Linked DNA regions of Homo sapiens: region 1 is linked to region 2. A link is an interaction called in ENCODE POLR2A ChIA-PET data of the cell type or tissue named here. Cell type or tissue: PC-3. All regions are shown on one strand. Links, peaks and the distances in the headings refer to the core of each region. The heading gives the core; the rest is flanking DNA. Region 1 overlaps HDAC9 (histone deacetylase 9). Region 2 overlaps LOC105375179 (a long non-coding RNA gene).

Region 1 (2,824 bases), core at 240-2,739, 610 kb before region 2:
GTTATCATAAATCCATCCCAGCTCCATTTCAAGACTCTCAGGGTTTCAGCAGAACATCTAACACGAAATGAATATATACATTCAAGGAGCTGGCATGTTGTATCACAAGGGAGAAGGGAAAACACCCATTGTTACAGCCTCAGAGCTGATTGAAAAAGAATGCAATAAAGAATATCAGAGGTTCTCAGACCAGAATCATGATTCTCATTATTATCCCACAGGAGGAGAAAAGGGACAGTCACCCAGAATTAGAGAGGGCTCTAGAAGTTTTGAAGTGTTGACACCTAAGCGTCCACAAAACTGCTCGGAATAGTTTTATTTTAGAAGTATCCTGCCCAGCCTGAGTCTGAGAAACCAGCAATGCAAAGGCTCTGTTAATTATTATTTCACTTATCTGAGACTTGGTTTCTTTATCTATGAAATAGGGCTAAGCAAGGCTCCCACATGGTATTATTGTGAGGATCAAATGTGATAATGTAGGTTATCACTGGCAGCTATATGTGGTAATGAGCACTGCACCACCCTGTGGGGTCACCTTGAGTAGATTCAGGTCTGCAGAGGGTAAACAGACTCCCTGATTTAAAGGTTCTCCAAAGCCCTGCAACCCTGAGGTCTCCACCTGACCTACCTATCCAACTAATAGTCTACCATTAGAATCAAGGCACTGCAGGGAGACAAATAAAGGGAGGGAGGACATTGCTTTCAGAAATCCCAGTGATTAGGCATCTAGGCAGAGAGCCTTCATTTAGGAACTCCGGAATCTGGATTCAAATCTTTACGTTGTCACTGCTCCAAAAGCGCTTTTTCAACTCTAAAGTGCAGATTCCAATTCAGCAGGACCAAATGCGAGCTGAGATTCTGCATTTCTCATAGCACTCAGGGATGGCATTGCTACTCATCCGTGGACCACATTTTGAGTGGTAAGATCCTGTAAGACCATGGACTCACAAATCATTGAAATGACTGGGCCTCAGTTCCTTCACCTATGAAGTAAGGTGATAAATGAAATGTGATTTATTGTCTTCTCTGGGGATCAAATATGTCATTACTGTGTGATAGTACTTTATCCAAATTTAAAACAGCTTTTTACAAAATTCATTTTTCTTGAGAGATCAGATAGCAGGCTCCCATTAGCTTGTCACTGGGGATCTTGTTGACTTAAGTCTTACACAGTCTGTCTCCCTTGGGAAAATAGTGAGTGGGGAAGCTTCTGTGAGAGACAGGGGTGATGCATGACAACAGAGATCCAGGGCACTGGGGACATCACAGTTGTTGTTGGATGATTCAGTGAAGAAGCATCATTGTAGGATGATGCACCAAAGGAAGCACCCAATGCTGGCAAGCAAGAGCTAGTAGGCTATACCTGGTGCAGACTGAAGATGAGAGAAGCAGTCATCACTACATCATGGATGTATTGCAGGGCCCAAACAGGGGTGGTGTTTGGAGTTTAGATAGTTTAGCCACAGTAAAGCCCTGTAAAGAACAGTATCACTATAGGATTCTTTGGTTCTCATCCTTAATTCATTCCCTCGACAAAATTTGTTAAGCATCTATTATGTGTCAGACCTTGAAGAAAGAGCAGTAAAGACAGACACCCATAACCCTATGCCTAGGACACTTGCACTAGCCCATTGTGTTCTAAAGAATCAACAACACAGAATATCTTTTTAAAGTTCACATCTGTATTTGGCTAGCTAGGGCTGTCATAACACAATACCACAGATTGGGTGGCTTAAGCAACAGGAATTAATTTTCTCACAGTTCTGGAGCCTAGAAGTTCAATATCAAAATGTTGGCAGATTTGATTTCTCCTAAGGCTTCTCTCCTGGGTCCTTGGATGACCTTCTTCTCATTGTGGCCTCACAAGCTTTTCTCTGTTCATGCGCATCCCTGCTGTCTCTTTCTTTTCTTATAAGGACATCAGTCATTTTGTATTAGGGCCCCACCCTTATGATCTCATTTAACCTTAATTACCTTTTCAAAGGACTTATTGATTGCTGAATACAGTCCCATTGGGCTTAGGACTTCAATATGCGAATTCTGAGGAAACACAATTCAGTCCATAACGATATTAATGTCCAGGGTTGGCTTTGGTTGAAACCCCAGCTCTTCATCTCATCAACTATATAACTTTGGTCAAGTTACTTAACCTCTTTACAGTTCAGTTTACTCTTCTGTAAAGGTGACTAATAATACTTTTATAAAGCTCTCATGAGGAATTAAATAGGTAGTGTTTGTAAAGTGCTTAATAGGGTCCAGCACCTAGTAGGTGCCCCAATCTTACCCACTATGCTGTTCTTTAAATACTGACCAAAGATATTTACTTTTTGCTTTCTTTGGGCAATAGATTTGACTTTATTACCTTTTCTTGTGAATCTACTAATAAATTAGGCTTTTCTTTTTCTTGGAACCTCGCAACTCACACCCCTTTTCTTACCATTTCCAAAAACAAAATATCTACTGGAATCATCAGCTTTAGCCCTAATTGTAAAGGATCAAGGATAGGAAAATGTTGAGCTTATCAAATACCACTTAGGTGGGAAAAGGTAATTATTTTGTTTCCCAAGGCAAACACAAAAAGAAATTTGGCATTAGAAGATGAAAGTAGATAATTTTTAAGTTACCAAATCAAGATGCTGTTTGCAGAAATATTTGGTCCACAGTAGATGATTCATTTAAAAAATACACTTTACCTGACACAGTGCAAAAGTTAAAATGATTTTTATTTTATTTTGCGGTTTAGCTTTAATACAACCTGCTAAAATGGCACAGAATCAATACTGCAATGAAAAACCTCTGTTTCTTTGTTGAGTCTGGTGTCTGT
Region 2 (2,824 bases), core at 247-2,746:
GGAAGTGTTGTTTTTGCAACAATGGTAGATGCCCTTTGCTATTTTTCTGTCCCCTGACAGAAATTAATAGTAAAGATCTTACAAAGTAATTTATCAACTACTTTTTAAATTTACAGTCGTACAAACCATATGTCCTCAGTTGAGGGAATATGTTGTGTATGATTTTGCATCAAACTGTTAGTGAAAGGTAGATTCTGACCAGAGTAAGCTCTCGGGAGTAACTGATCCGGGTGACTTTGACTTTGGTTAGACTCACTGAGGCCTGGTCCTGAAAGAAGCTAAAGGGACCTGCAGCAGGACTCTGAGTGATCCCACAAGTTATGTAAACACAGATGTAGCAGGCAGAGGTGTGCAGCCCAGCAAAGAGCCCTGGCCGAAGTCAGAGCAATTAGCACATTTTGAAGTAAAGTGCCCACGCAGGCCTCAGAAAATAAACAAGCAGTTTTGTGTGTGCGTGTGTGTGTGTGTGTGTGTGTGTGTGTGTGTTTCAAAAAGCATCAAGGTAGGCTTAAAATCTTATAAAGTATCATAAAAATGGGATGGATTATGTACTATTTATATCTCATAAAAATATATAGTTGTAACTCTGTATAGATCTTTATGTTTATCTTTAACATAAAGGTAAAATATCCATTTAAAAATGTACTTTCAGCTGCTATTAAGCATAGATTATTATTAATATAAATGCTACCAAAGGTATATATTAAAAGAATATTATAAATGTACCACGCTAATGCAAATGGTTAATAACACAGGAAATTATAAGTGGGGAGGGTTGGATAATAATGTATGGAAACTGTATGTTCTACCCAGTTTTTCTGGGAATGTAAAATTACTCAAAAAACCCCAAAGTATATTAATTTTAAAAATATTTTTAAAAACAAAGTAAATTTAAAGCCATAATTCATGATGGGATAAAATAACTCCCCCCAGTGTCTACTTTCAAAAAGAAGATTAGAAGTGCTTTGTGTGTATTCATAATAGAAACAAATTGCTATAACTTATAGAAACGCTTCCCTTAAAAAATGAGGCTGAAGTATACATGAAATACTTTGTTAAAAATTTAATAATTTATTCTTCCAGAGTTTTTGTGTAGAAAAAGGTAAACAATATGTGTGTATATATCTTTTCTTTGTGTGGAGAGGGCAGAGGAGAGTTTCATAGCAGTATTTTCTAGTGATAGATAAATAATATCCCTTTTCTTAAAAAGCTTTGGAAATGATGAACATATTTAAATGTGACTTAAAAATTGTTTGACTTCGTAATGTAAATAAGTATTAATACATACAGAATCAGGCTTCATTTTATGCTGGTGTGGTATGGATAATGTGTATTTTCCAAAGTCTAGTGCTAGAGAGAGAGAGAGAGTAAACAAAAGTGTGATATCCAAGTGAAAACTATTAAAGAGTATTTTCCAGTAGTAAGCTTTATTTCCCATCATTTATCTTGTGCCACATCCTTCCTTAGAATATAACTTTTGATTCTGTTTTGTCTGAGAAACAATAGCAAGTTGATTAGAAAGCCCTGATGTTTAAACAAAAAGAAGTTGAAGCCTTGACAAAGAAAAATATTCTAATTCTGTCATTGGATTTACAGGATCAGAATTTATGGAGGCCTGAAGTTCCTGGCTCTCTCCGACATAACTTGCATTATTTGATCTAACCACAGTACCCCAAAGCTGAAAAAAAATCAGTCAGGTAGAATTCACGTGTATTTTTTCCTTCAATGAAATTCATTGTAGAGTAGCATATGTTTAAGGGAATGTGTGAGTTTTATTGCAGGTCAGAAAGGCTACACTACTAATCCGTGATTCACAAAGAAAACAGAGCACAGAAAGACCAGTGCAAGACTGCTGGGTTGGAGGTTGGAAGGTTCTAGTATGTAAACCATATTCCAGTCTGATATGTGTGCAACAATAGGGTAATGAAAATGAAAATACTCCATGTGGCTAAAAGACAGTCTTCTTTTTAGAGACCTTAGTGTTTTATTTAGAGGTTATTGGTCAGATTCAAGCAAGGCCAGAATGATTCTAAGTAAAGGTGCTTTGTGAAGTGCATAAACCATTTGTGAACTCAAGGGGAATATTAAATAAATTTCATTTGCCAAGAAGTTAATCAGTCAACCACAGATCCTTATGCAATGCAATTTATTGAACACCTGCCATATTAGAAGAGCTATAGCCAGCCAGGTGGTAAACGGAAATGGCAACACTGCCCTCAAGGTGCTTATAATCAGAAAAAAGTAAAAAGGATGGAAACTAAAATTTACAAAGGCCTCCAATTTTACAGTATTTTACATGCACTTACAAAGGATGCTTGAAGCATAAGTTACATGCAACACAGTCACCACCAACCAAAAAACAGATACATAAATATATACATGATCAGTCATAGGCATTTGTGTGTGCACATGAGCGAGTGTGTGAACATGGAGAAGTGAGGCACTTGCCTTTAGTTGGACTAGTTTTAGAAAGTAGTTGAACTTGAAACAAATTTCTGAAGAATTGGTAGGAAACAAGGAAGACACTTTGTAATTAGAAGACAGAATTCTGAATGATGTGTTTGGAAAATAAGTGCTCTGTCAAATTGTAGTAATCAAGTAATTAACTGTTGGCTTCCCAATTCAAAGTATCAACTTGATTTTAAAATAATTGGGAATAGTTAGAAGGATTTGAGCAGGGAAGTGATGCAAATAATTTGCTTGAGGAAGTCTCTTCTGTCTTATTTGTAGGACAAATGAGTTAAAAGAAGCAGGCCAGTCTCACAGCTTGAAGGTATGAAGAAGACTGATCTTTCTAACCACATTGTAAAGTTCTAGACATGTC

Evidence for each region. ChIA-PET counts read pairs that join two places held together with the same protein. Peaks named below come from ENCODE experiments on the same cell type or tissue, not always from the same donor. Only the 100,000 strongest peaks of a DNase experiment are listed, where the experiment ranks them.
Region 1: POLR2A ChIA-PET joins it to region 2 with 5 read pairs; 2 of 35 experiments call an interaction of 5 or more read pairs at or near these places.

Annotation. Positions count from the first base shown.
Region 1 is chr7:18,779,227-18,782,050 of GRCh38, forward strand. The region is part of intron 16 of HDAC9 (histone deacetylase 9); the gene reads left to right. Among named protein-coding and RNA genes, the nearest start is that of HDAC9-AS1, 120 kb to the right of the region's middle. In PC-3, for the core only: no CTCF peak of the experiment used is centred there; no DNase peak of the experiment used is centred there.
Region 2 is chr7:19,390,672-19,393,495 of GRCh38, forward strand. It overlaps LOC105375179 (a long non-coding RNA gene), which reads left to right. Exons shown (of 6, transcript XR_007060244.1): 3 at 1,597-2,773. Among named protein-coding and RNA genes, the nearest start is that of FERD3L, 250 kb to the left of the region's middle. In PC-3, for the core only: no CTCF peak of the experiment used is centred there; a DNase peak (open chromatin) is centred at 1,790; H3K27ac peaks cover 963 bases.